Linked DNA regions of Homo sapiens: all the other regions are linked to region 3. A link is a contact called in ENCODE Hi-C or POLR2A ChIA-PET data. All regions are on one chromosome and are shown on one strand. Each heading gives the region's core, a stretch centred on a gene start or an enhancer-like site at or near the end of the contact. The rest is flanking DNA. Distances are from core to core; before and after follow the strand shown. Region 1 has its middle 22 kb from the start of MAMDC2. Region 2 overlaps SMC5-DT (SMC5 divergent transcript). Region 3 overlaps MAMDC2 (MAM domain containing 2).

What was found. Hi-C counts contacts between places; a loop is a spot of excess contacts on that map. ChIA-PET counts read pairs that join two places held with the same protein, here RNA polymerase II (POLR2A). Pooled maps may share reads with other maps.
Region 1: a loop to region 3 is called in a map of mammary epithelial cell, with 5 times the contacts of the local background. The contact joins two enhancer-like sites. A Hi-C loop is called at or near these places in 3 of 168 maps with a recorded cell type or tissue (mammary epithelial cell, posterior vena cava and spleen) and 3 of 50 pooled maps. POLR2A ChIA-PET finds 5 or more read pairs at or near these places in 4 of 52 experiments (BJ, MCF 10A, PC-9 and 1 more).
Region 2: a loop to region 3 is called in a map of mammary epithelial cell, with 6 times the contacts of the local background. The contact joins two enhancer-like sites. A Hi-C loop is called at or near these places in 21 of 168 maps with a recorded cell type or tissue (A673, HCT116, HepG2 and 14 more) and 23 of 50 pooled maps. POLR2A ChIA-PET finds 5 or more read pairs at or near these places in 2 of 52 experiments (BJ and activated CD4-positive, alpha-beta T cell).

Annotation. Positions count from the first base shown.
Region 1 is chr9:70,019,379-70,023,698 of GRCh38, reverse strand. No RefSeq gene overlaps it. Among named protein-coding and RNA genes, the nearest start is that of MAMDC2, 22 kb to the left of the region's middle. Within about 2 kb of position 2,543, at least 5 of the 41 ENCODE cell types and tissues checked have a DNase peak (open chromatin) inside an H3K27ac peak, as active enhancers do; they include PC-9 and mammary epithelial cell, where a contact is called at or near this core.
Region 2 is chr9:70,227,869-70,232,262 of GRCh38, reverse strand. It overlaps SMC5-DT (SMC5 divergent transcript), which reads left to right. Exons shown (of 4, transcript NR_039990.1): 3 at 2,874-3,049. Among named protein-coding and RNA genes, the nearest start is that of SMC5-DT, 29 kb to the left of the region's middle. Within about 2 kb of position 3,035, at least 6 of the 41 ENCODE cell types and tissues checked have a DNase peak (open chromatin) inside an H3K27ac peak, as active enhancers do; they include ovary, where a contact is called at or near this core.
Region 3 is chr9:70,108,536-70,112,652 of GRCh38, reverse strand. MAMDC2 (MAM domain containing 2) reads right to left here. Exons shown (of 14, transcript NM_153267.5): 4 at 2,849-2,933. Among named protein-coding and RNA genes, the nearest start is that of MAMDC2-AS1, 65 kb to the left of the region's middle. Within about 2 kb of position 1,517, at least 10 of the 41 ENCODE cell types and tissues checked have a DNase peak (open chromatin) inside an H3K27ac peak, as active enhancers do; they include PC-9, mammary epithelial cell and ovary, where a contact is called at or near this core.

The DNA.
Region 1 (4,320 bases), core at 1,294-3,793, 90 kb after region 3:
AGTAGAATAGGCGAGGGTTAAAGGGGATGGAGAATTATTGTTTAATGGGTACAAAAATTTCGTCTGGGAAGATAAAAAATTTGCAGAGATACATAGTGGTGATGATTGTACAACAATATGAATGAGCTTAATGTCACTGAATTGTACACTTAAAAATAGCTAAAGTGATAAATTTTACATTATGTACATTTTACCACAATAAAAAATATAATTAATTAATAATTTTGGAAATCAAAATGAAATGGAAATTGACCAGATAATTTATTTCATTACCCCTGTACTTTGGTGTTTTTCTAGATGGGAGATAGAAGAAAAAAGAAAATAAAAAATGATTTTTATTAGATCTTTTGTGTAAGATCTACTGCACAGCAAGGGGCAGGTTATACCAGAGTTATGAGAATTGAATGTTGAGAGTAGAACCCCAAAGAATTCAGATAACATAGAGACAGTCTTGCAACCAAAGGTCAGCACAGCATATTGAAAGTCTGGGCATTAGAATAACAGTCATCTATGTTCAAGCCTCCCCATTTCAGTGCAATAAAAAAAGATTTAGGAAACCTGGAATCGGCCAGAGTCTCACACCTGTAATCCCAGCACTTTGGGAGGCCGAGGAGGGCGGATCACCTGAGGTCAGGAGTTCCAGACCAGCCTGGCCAACATGATGAAAACCCATCTCTACTAAAAATCAATATTAGCCGGGTGTGGTGGCATGTGCCTGTAATCCCAGCTACCCAGGAGGCTGAGGCAGGAGACTCACTTGAACCCAGGAGGCAGAGGTTGCAGTGAGCTGAGATCATGCCATTGCACTCCAGCCTGGGCAATAGAGCAAGACCCTGTCAAAAAAAAAAAAAAAAGAAAAGAAAAGAAAAAAAAAAGAAACCTGGAATCAAGAATAGCCGAATGGGCTTATCGACTACAAAAATATCAAAAATTAGTTTTCTTTTAGAAAGGTTTTTAGATTTATTTTCTTCAATTCTAAAAAAAGAAAAACCAGTTATTAATAAGGGCAAAAATCAGAGAGAGAGCAACTGAATAATAATTAGCACAGGAAGTTTGGAGCCAAATATTCCCTGATCTCCAACTGACCTTGAGCAAATCGCTTAAGCTCTCTGCTCTTTAGCTTCCCTGGTTCTACAACGAAAATGATAGCTTCCTCACCAAGGTATTGGGAAATTCATCAAATTCACCACTGTCAAGCAAATTATGGTATGCAGAAAGCCAGGGCAGACATTTTGTTCCTTTCAAATACATAGACTATCTATAAAACAATATGTTGAGCAAGAATCACCAAATGTCCAATTGATGCACACAAAATATCCAAATAATAAAATTAGAACTTTATTTACAACTGTTAGAGTGTTCTATGTTACGGCTTTCAAAAGTCCAAACACATTGATTCCCAGCTGCACTGCAACTCCACCCTACGTATCTTGCCTCTTGTCCTGGTGACTTATTGGTATCTGATGTTCAGGAGAGGAAATAACTCAGCAAATGGGCAAGAGGGCCAGTCTTCCAGACCTCTAGACTCCCGTTTTTGTTTCCCAATCTTCTTCATCTTAGCGCAACTAAATTGCAACCCTGAATTCAAAGGTATCTTCCTAAGAACCTCTCAAATGCATGATTTACAGATTGCTTTGCAGGTAAAGCAAGCTAACTTGATCCTTTAAATAAAAGTGACCTTGTTACTTTAACAGGAAAATAATAAATCTATCTGAAAGACTTTTAGGCTTCAATTATTTTTCAAGCATCCTTAGTTAATTAAAAGAGGGCAATATACAAAAGAAGATAACCTTTTCGAGATAAACTATAAATACACCATCATTAATGAATTTCATTACAGGAAAGACAAGGCAACAAGCAATTCTAGTTTAATTCAGCATTTAACTTAAGATGATAGAATGGCAGCTTTGCAGCTAATGTTTTAAGTAGTTAAAATATTTTTACAGGGTCATCCTTTAAAATCTGACATGTGCTTCAAAAATAAATGAATATACTCCAAGGCAATAAGCTTTTGTTTAGACTTTGGGGTCATATTAGTGATTTATCTTTCTTGTTTCAGCTACAGATACTTCAGAAATATTAATTAGAAAGAAAGAATTATAGTGCTGACTAGGTCTAACTTACTATATCTTCTTTTGTAGTTATGTGGCTTTTTATTATATTACCCTGTTGAAGGGAAATTTGTTTTACACTGATGACAAACCAAAACAAATCCAGCCTTTGTGGTGGGGGAAAACTGCCGTATTTCTTGAGCATAACTGCATTGTAATGTGCTGACAAATTCAAAGTAACTGCTCTGAGTAATGAATGCATAGGGAAACTCCAGACCAAAGGAACTGGAATGGTAGTGATGGAAAGGAAATACCCTGATTTTATTTTTTCCTAAAAAGTAAGCTTAAGTTCCAAGTGTTTTTCATTCAAGAGTTCCAAATATCTTTCAACGGTGTCACTCCAAAAATGAAAAGAGAGAAAACAAAGAGACATCTGAATGCCCAGTCTGTTCCTCTGAGAAATACATGATTAATTCTCATGATTAACAAGTCTTTGTCCATTCAGCTTGACTGGCTCTGGGCCAGCCTGCTGGGAGGGGTGCTGACTGGGTGTAAAGTTATTATAGCTTCAAGAGTGCAAGGTTTGGCGTCAGACTGCCTGGGTTCGAATCTCAGCTGCGCCACTTAGCAGTTCTTTAACCTCACTGAACCTCAGTTTCTTCTGTCAATGAGAGATGGTGACAATCACAGTCTCCTAGAATGAAGTGAGATAATGTATATAAAGCACTTAGTGAAGGCCTAACACATAATAAACATTCAATACATGTTAGCCAACTTCTTATTTTTGCTATAAGCTTGGATGATTTAACAACTCCCAAGAGCATAGCCCAATTAGCATTAAAAAATTATTTGGGCAAAGGATGCCCTTATAAGCAAATGAAAAATTTAGTAGAATTCAGTGATTTCTTCCAGGTGCCCAAGGCACTTCCTGGTATAAATCAGAAGCACAAAAACCATATAATCCCAGAAAAATAATGAGAAACTATGATGTGGTCCTTAACACTGGAAAAGCCCTCGGAGGAGGGTGCGAATCAAGTGTGCAGACTTCACAGGCCGGGGAAGAACCAAGTCCTTTTCTTTTGCAGCTGGGAGGTGGATAGCCTCGGGCAAATTTTCAAGCCCATTGCCCTCTACCTGGACTCTGGGCTGTTGCAGGGAGCATGGTGAAAGTGAGGTTTGTGTGGGAGCTGGATGAGGCCTGTGACTGCCAGCTTTTCCCCATTTCCCTGATAACCTGCATGACTCAGCAGAGGCAGCCATAATCCTCCTAGGTACACAAGTCCAGGGACCTGGAAATCTCACCCCCATCTGCCACAGCAGGCTCAGCAAGAACCGCCCAGGGAGAGTCTGAGCTCAGATATGCCCACCGCGGGTCCCTATCCACACTACTACAGCTGATGATTTTGGAAAGCACCACCTCCTGGCAGGAGGCCAACCAGCACAAAAATAGAGCATTAAACCAGCAAAGGTAAGGACCCTCATGGAGTCCATTGCACCCTCTGCCACCTCCACCAGAACAGAGGCTGGTATTCATGGCTGAGAGACCCACAGACGGTTCACATCATAGGACTCTGTGCCGACAACCCCCAGTACCAGCCTGGAGCCAGGTAGACTCACTGGGTGGCTAGACCCAGAAGAGAGACAGCAATCACTGCAGTTCAGCTCACAGGAAGTCACATCCATAGGAAAAGGGGAAGAGTACTACATCAAGGGAACATCCTGTAGACAAAAGAACCTGAACAATAGCCTTCAGCCTTAGACCTTCCCTCTGACAGAGCCTACCCAAATGAGAAGGAACCAGAAAACCAACCCAGGTAATGTGACAAAACAAGGCTCTTCAATACCCCCCCAAAATCACACTAGTTCACCAGCAATGGATCCAAGCCAAGAATAATCCCTGATTTACCTGAAAAAGAATTCAGGAAGTTAGTAAGCTAATCAGGGAGGGACCAGAGAAAGATGAAGCCCAATGCAAGGAAATCCAAAAAATGATACAAGAAGTGAAGGGAGAAATATTCATGGAAATAGATAGCTTAAAGAAAAAACAATAAAAAATTCAGGAAACTTTGGACACACTTTTAGAAATGCGAAATGCTTTGGGAAGTCTCAGCAATAGAATTGAACAAGCAGATGAAAGAAATTCAGAGCTCAAAGACAAAGTCTTCAAATTAACCCAATCCAACAAAAACAAGGAAAAAAGAATAAGAAAATATGAACAAAGCCTCCAAGAAGTCTGGGATTACGTTAAATAACCAAACCTAAGAATAAT
Region 2 (4,394 bases), core at 1,786-4,285, 120 kb before region 3:
TCAGTGGGAGCTGCAGACCGGAGCTGTTCCTATTTGGCCATCTTGCCAGCAAAAATACCATGATTTCTTTCTTATCTGAAAATGACATTATTTCGTCCTCATTCTGGTTGAATATTATTTCCTCTTAACATTTTAAGGTTTTTATTTCCCTGTCTTCTCACTTGCTTCATTATTGACGGGTTAGATTTTGTTTAATTTTCATTCATTTGTAGTTCATCTGTCTTTTCATTTTGGTTGCATTTTTCTCTTTGATTTTGGTGTTCCATAATTTCATAAAGTATTTAGGTATAGATTTATTTTTATTTATATTGCTCAGAATTTACTGAACTTCATGATTTTGAACATTTTTGTCTATAATCAATTCTGAAACAGTCTCAAATATTCTCCCTTTGAGCATTACCTCTCCCCCATTCTCTTTTTCTGTCACTGATTTCAATACATTGACTCTCATTCCTATTCTTTTTCATGTTTTCCATTTCTTTATCTCTCTGTGCTGTACTCAGCTTTATTACCTTGTATTCCAGTTCATCATTCTCTTTCTATTAGATATGGCTAATTGCTTGTTTGTCTTTCACACTGAATTTTTAATTTTATGACTATTATTTATTATATGCAGAAGTTCTATTCGGTTTTTAAAAAATCTACCTGCTTTTTGCTGGGTGCAGTGCCATGTGCCTATAGTCCCCGCTATTTGAAAGGCTGAGGTAGGAGGATCACTTAAGCCCAGAGTTTCAGGCTATAGTGCACCATGATTGTGCCTATGGATAGCCACTGTACTCCAGTCTGGGCAACATAGTAAGACTCTCTCTCAAAACAAAAACAAAAATGAAAACAAAAACTATCTGCATTTTCATAGAGTATTGGCTTCGTTATATCTTTTTCTAATCATTTTAAAAAATACTTAAAGTGTCTACAAACAATTTTCATCTTATGAAGTCTTGGGTATATAATTCTTCTGTTTCTTAGCAGCTGATTTTTGCTGTTAGTGGATTCTTTCACAAAACGTTCTGTAGTTTTGGATTGTGAGCTTTCTTTAGTGCAGTTTTATATGTGTGAACTCTGCACAGCCTAGGTTGAGTGCACAGTCCCCTAAAGAATTTTATATTAATTTCAACCAGGTGCCCCAAGAATATCACTGGCCAGGGACATATTCTCACATTAAACTTTGAGCTTGTGGATTCCCAGATCATGAGGTCAGGGTAATTTTGCACTCTAAATTTGTGTAATATAACTAGGAATTCTCAAGGAAGAACTCCTATCCCCCATACCACAGTCTAAATGGAGAAGAGTTGGCATCCTACCAATCTCCCTGTGCTGAAGGAAGATTTCTATTTTTATTTTATTGTCTGGATTTACCCTTTTAGTAAAAATGTAGCTCTTCAAGAGTCTTGGGCTTATTTGTGAAGTCTCTGTTCTATCCTCCCCACCCTTGGCAGGCTCTTTTCTGATCCCTTTATGGCTTAAGAGCCTAAGCCCCCAGGTTACCAAGACTGACAACCTCCCTCCAGGTAGCTATAGCGTCAGCTTATGTACTTATATCTCTGCTTTTCAGTTCTCTTTTTCAAAGCAGAGGAGGGGTTGCAGAGGGTGTCTGGACATTTCCCTTACTTTCCTACCAGCTTAGGTATTCATTTACAATAAAGGTCGTCAAATTTCACCAAGAATTTTTAAATGTTTTGTCTTGTGTGTGTATGTGTACACATGTATATAGGGGAATGGGGCAGCGTTTAGATAATTTATTTTGCCACATAGAATACCTTCATGTTCTTAAGCATATAAATCTTGCCATGTTTGTTAATTTTTTGAATAAGCAATATGTTTATATGATATCAATAGGTATACATTGTGATGTTTCACTCACCTGCCTTTATGTATCTGTTTTCCATTTCCCCCCACCCTTTCTTGCCATATTTTTTTAATAGTCAGTGGGGTTTTTGATTTGGGTTCGAATTCACCGTGTATTTTTAAATATACAAGTATTCACGGTGCAGCCTGGTTCGTTTATGAAATGTTAGAGGCTGGGATTATCTGGGGAGAGTAATGTCCAGACAAATATATTAAAATGACCAGTGAAATTGTGATGGATCAAAGAGCACCATTATATTCCTTGTGATTTTTGAAACCTACATGCATGTTTGTACTAAACGAAATGCTTTTACTAAGCATTTGTTTATTTAATCCAGAAATCTTTGTTGAGTATGCTAGGCAGTGGGGGTACAAAACTGAGTAAGTGAGCATTCTTGAGGAGATAAACAAGAAGTTAGCTTTAGCAATGGTACATTTTGCTAGGGGCAAGTGGGATTTTGCTAGGGGCAAGTGGGATTTTGCTAGGGGCAAGTGGAGTGGGAAGAACACAGGGGAAAGCATTACCCAGCTACTAGTCAAAATGAGTTGTACTGTGAGTAATAAAGAAAAAGATGATAAAATGACAAGATTATATGTTTGCTTTATCCTTAAGATGGCGCTGTAAACTCACAATTCCTTCGTAGAAAAAGAATACATAAAAATCACCATATTTATCTGAAATTTCACTGAAACCTTATAAACTGGAATGGCTTCTGTGTGTCTGAGACTGTTGTAGGTGCTCATATTATTCTCGTTTAATCTTTGCAGCAACCTAAGAAGCAGGAATAAGTCTTTGCCCCATTTTGCAGACTAAGAAAAGGAGTCAGAGAGGGTGTAAATGACTTGCCTTCAGTCACGTAGCTTGTAAGTGGCAGACCCGAGATTTAAACAGACAGCATAAATCCAGAAACAGGGTCCTTAATCACTGTGCCATATTACCTCTTTATAGTAATCCATATGTTGAAAATGCAGTGTCATTAGAATTATTAGTTACAAAAACTCAGGGTTTTTTTTTTTTTTTTTTCCAGTTCTGGTTAAATCACACAAGTCCCTGGCATGAGACCAAGAAGTCACAGAGCCCAGGTCTTAGCCCTCAGAGTGTGAGAGAAGACATGAAGGCATCAGGGACACTGTGCGAGTGGGCACTGCTGCTTTCCACTGCTCTCCCTAGACTGCAGCCAGGAGGCTGCCTCTGCCCTGCCAGGTCAGATTCCCCCAAGAGGCCCTCCCATAGCACCCTGGGCATATGGCCGTTTTGTACTTAGCACTCCGAACTGTGTTGACTGGTTTCTCTCTCTCTCCCTCACTAATCTGTGAGCATTTTTGTAACCTCCATGCTCCGTACAATGCCTGGAGCATAGATTTCTCAAGAAATCTTTGTTGAACCTTTTCTTCCTCCATATTAAACCAGACCTTGCATCACAGGCACTATTTTCTCAGTATTCAGTCCTTCACTCCCTTCTATACACAAATAATCTCCATCCTAGACAGGAAATTATAGGAGAGAAGGCAATCTGTGTGAGAAAGCAATTTCTATTTGAAGCACTTGTGTGTTTAGGTGCTGCTGAGAATTGCAATAAAAGCCAACACTGGGCTTAAATTGTTAAGCAGTATCTGTTAGCTAGCATTTCTTCTCCCTGGGCATTTCTAAACCTGAGAAACCTATAATGTGCTTACTGTCCTTCCATGTATTCATCCATGTGAAATATAGTTAAAATGAAGGTGAAATATAGTTGAAATGAATGCCAAAGGCAACTTGGAAAGGGAAAAGAAGCATCAAACAATCGAATTTTGTCGAAGAAGCATAAATGAGGGAAGGGGAGTTAAGCAGCTCACTTTCCACCTCCTTTTTTTCTCTTAGATTAACTTCAGGTTGTTTCTTAGCAACAACTGGTAAGAATTACCTCCTTTTCTGCTCTAAGCCAATATCCAGTACCCCAACCCCCACCCTCTTTTCCCCCAATTTCCAAAGTTGGCATCCCTAGTAGGATTCCCAGTTTAGCAACCTTAGAGGCAATTTTGGTAGCCAATAAATCCTGTTGAAAGAGGGAAACTTGGAATCTTTGCCTAGAGTGTAAATTGACATTGAGGATGGAGCTGGTAGGAGAGCTGGCACGTTCAGGAGGTGACCTTGTAAGGATAAAAACACAGCTGTGTCAGCGAAACAGACTCTTTGAACAATGTCTGAAAATAGTATTCAACAAATGTTAGCTGTGATTATTACTATGGATTTATGTTACCAGCAAGGAGGCTGGTGAATGACTTTATTCACTCACCACATATTATAACCCCCTTACTAGGTACCAGATACTGTGTTGAGTCCTGAATATGCAATCTTCACTCCTTAATTCAGCAAATACAGTAATTCAGCAAATAACAGTATTTTTATTATAGAAAAATATTTAATTTGTATTCTTGTAGTTTGAGACAGTATCGCAAAGTCCGTTTTCAGTCAAGCTTATATGATTGGGAAAAAATATTACCTCCACAGGGTCCTGCCTGAAATTTAACATCATCAATGGCAATATCACTTCTTATTGATAGCTCTG
Region 3 (4,117 bases), core at 268-2,767:
CAGCATAGTGCCAGGCATGTGGTCAGTGCTTGGTACAAGTCAGCTATTTTTATCAGTCACCTCTGTCTCAAAGAGCTGTTCAGGGTTATGCTCGTAGCTCTAGAAAATTTTTTCCACAACCCTTTCTTGAATCTACTGGCCCAGTCCTCCATTCCTTTCTCTTCTCATGATGAACAAGTTGCCCAGAGCTGAGGGACATGTGTCTGAGATGCTAAAATTCCCTGTTTTTCTTATAAATCAGAACCCAGGTAAAATAGGTGGGGCAGATATATCCTAGGTTCTGGTCCCTTTTGCAGCTACTGAGTAGAGAAGAGAGAGAAGATAATCAGATCCCCCTCTTCTACCCTTAGTGTCATTGGCATGTTTGCATGGATATATTGGTCTCCATCAACAATTGTTCCTTAAAAGGGAGCAAGAAACCCACAAGCTAATGCCTCCATTGACCCTTATAATCACACAGTTAAACTAGGAAGTATAATTGTGCTGGCCACTGGCCCCCTGCGGATCCACGTTGCTCTTCTCCACCTGATAGGTCCTGCAGAGGTTGACCTATCCGGACTGTATCAATGGGCTACCCTGCCTTCCATCTCCCTGTTGGATTCGACCAATGGAGGGTGGAAGGAGAATGAAATCAGGGGTTTACTTGCCCAGCAGTCTCCCAGCCAGGTCGCCATGAGTTGGCAAGTCTTGTCAAGCAGCCCTTGTTTGACAAATAGCTATTGTTTACAGGTACTGGAAACTCCTCCTCCCTTGTCCTTTCAGACCAAAAGAAGATAACAGCTCCTGAATCATCACTGTTACTAGTCCTGGGTCACAGAGCTATTCCTTGCTGGCTTCCTTTACCACTCACACCTTTGTGGTCTCTTCAGTGAGCTTCCCTCAAATTACTCAGGTTGACTGTACCCTCTGTTTCCTCCTTCCTGCCAGGATCTTGACTGGTGTAGTCAGCAATGTGTTTTTACATTAGCAAGCACTGAACATTTCTAAGATTTTCATTTTCAATGTTTCCACCACAGTGTCTGCTAGCCAATGCCCTAACATTCAGTGCCAAATGCTGCCTAAGAGTAAAATAAAAAGCAAAATATTCCTCAATATGCCAGGCTCCATTCTGAGCACTTTACATAAATTAACTTATTCAATCTTCAAAGCAGCCCCATGACATAGGCACTGTTACTAACCTCATTTTACAGATGAGCAATGGAGAGAGGCAGATAAAGTACCCAGAAAGAAAGAAGTCAGAGTGTGATCATAGAGTTTAACAAGATAAAAGTGTTGGCATCCTTTTGTTTTAAACAAATCAGAAGTCACCACATCATTTGAAGAAAGGCAATTAACATGTTTTGGATGTCCAGCACTGTATATACCAATTATTTTCATAACCAGGATATTCCTCCTCCTAAGAATCCTAGGAGGGAAGCTTTTTATTCCCATTTTACGGATGCCAAGAGGCTGAGGCTCAGTAAGCTGACTGAGCCAGCAGGTGGCGCTCCACCAGAGGTGTCTGACTTCCCTGTCGTTCACAAGCTGTGCAGATGCCAGGTGGAAGCCCAGCGGGAGGCTCAAGGAAAAGAGCCTGAGCCTCACTGTATCTTCAGAAAATGGTCTGTTTTCTTTCACTTGCCCTAGAGATATCATTGAGGTCAAAACAGACAAGTGAAACGTAAGGGAATTAGCAAAGGCTTTTTTGTTGTTGTTGTCGTTCAGAATATTCTTTGACTCTCCTTTCTCTTCCCCGTCACATTCATTTAGCCTTCAAGAGTTGTCAGTGCTGAAAAATCTCTCAATTCTACTGCCTTTTTCCAATTCCACTGCTAATTCAGTATTACCCTCATTATGCCCCCTCTGTAATGTCACAGCTGCTTCCTAGGGGTTTTCCCACCTGCTATGCATTTTCTTTGTACCCAACTCATTTTCCACGTGGCAGCTGGAGTCATCTGAAAGTGCAGCTGCACACTTCTCCCCTGCTGGCTGACCCACATGATTCAGCAGGTCCAAGCTCCACATCCTGCATCCACACTCTTCCATCACAAACTCCCTTAGCAGTCCTGGTCTCACTTCAAACACCCTACTCAGCCTCTTGCCTTTGCCTGAACCTGCCCTGTTTCTTTCTCCCCACAGGGGTCTGGCCATGGAGAACCCTTGCCTTCCTACCCTGCACCTCCACTTAACTAAATTCTTCTCCTTCTTGAAACTCCTGCTCCAGTGCACTGTCCCTATTCAGTCCTCTCCAATTTCCTCTCCTCCTCCCTGCGCCTCTCCACTGCACAGCTTGTCCTTCCTCAGCAGTATTTGCCATATGCAGAACTAGCTTCAATGTAGACAAATAGGAACTGAACCACCATAGGACAGGGTTTATCCTTTCTTTATGCCCTCTTGGAAGCTGGCAGATAAGAGACAGCCAACCAACTCTGCTCAAGTGAAATCTAAGTGACAACTGTGATTATTAAGAGGAGAGCCGTGGTGTGCCAAGAGAGAAATAAGGGAAAGGAGGTAATACAATGTCTGCTTTTCTGGCACATGCTACAAAAAGCTGAGTTTCCAGCAATTTGTAAATTATTTTAATCAGAATGTGTTGAGGTTAAGGTGGCAGCTCTGAAGTTACAGTTCCTGCATCTATATTTCTTTCATTAATCCAGACTGTACAGGCAGATTCTAATGAGCCTTCCCACACTAAAGACAAAAAACATACAGTATTCAAATGAATCTAGCAAAGAATTTAAACCAGTATGCATTATGCAGTGCATTCTATAAAATAGTTGGTCTTTAGGATTGATTCAGTTCCCTCTGGCAACAGTAACTTTTAGAAAAAGATTCACAATTTGATTTAATGAAAATGAAGCCCACTTACCAATACAGTAGCCGGTTGTCATCTTGATTTCAAATAGTGCGATGCTGGCTGTGTTTCCCTGTCCTAGTACACCTTCTATTAAAATCTGCACAACATATGGGGAAGAAGGGGAGTTAGACTTCAAAACATCATGTTTCCTTGGTTCAGTATTTCAGCTATTAGTCTGGAGCTGTTCAGCCACTTAAGGCAAAACAGGATTGTTAGTCTCAGCTAATTGCTATTGGATACCAATTTCACTACGGACTTTACTAGAAGAATGTGTGTGTATATATGTGTGTGCATGCGCATGTGCACATAAACTCATACATCAAAACTTCAAGGTAAATAAGGCATCTGATAGAAGCTCAGAGTCAGCTGTCTTTTCTTCTCTTGCTATCCCAACCACCACCACCTTCAGTGCTTGTGGTAGCACTTGTGGTCCTGTTTCTGAAAGTAATCACTTTTTCTCCTGTGGTTTTAGCCCTATATTCTGCAACTATGCTGGCAGATTTAGGAGGTGATAACTGCTGGGAAGAAGTTGTTAAAGAGAGAACTCAGAGCCCCCATGCTCCATCCTCAACCACTGGCTGACAGGGAAGGACTCCAAGCAGACAGTGGGTATTGGAGAGTAAAGCATTTCAAGCCTTTCAAAGAAGTGGGATGGGATAGGAAATTGAAAGACGGATTAGGAATGGGGAATATTTTCATGATGGCTCCATTGTGTCCCCGATGAAATATTTTCAATAAACATCACACTTCATGGCCAGGTGTGTCTGGATCCCATCCTCCTTCCTTATCCAGTCCACACCCAGCTTCACCTTACATTCGCTACCTTCCTTTTCCAGGACTCCCAAAGGAACAACTTCCCTCTTTGAAAAGGAAATGGAACATGTCCTTTAAGTATCTTTTCTCTTTTAAAGTATTTTCACTTTCCTTTTATTATAATCTTTTGTTCAAAATTTGTAGCAAAGAAATGATTAAGAAGATAAACAAACACATAGCACACACAATTTAGAAGGATGAAATAAAATTATAGAAATGAGAATACTCCCTAAAGCCATAGAAAATCTATTTTCATTGAAGAGGTTGATTTAAGCCCCATTTAGATTTTTACAGAAGGCTCATTTAAATAGATGGGAAAGAAATCTGGGAAGAAGCTCTTTTAAGGAATAAACAAAATGTTAATTTCCATTGCTAATATTCTTCTATGGTATGTATCTTATGAAACATCACGTCATAATCCAGGAGATAACTAACCTCCATGTCAGAAGTTTTCATAAGATTTTAGAA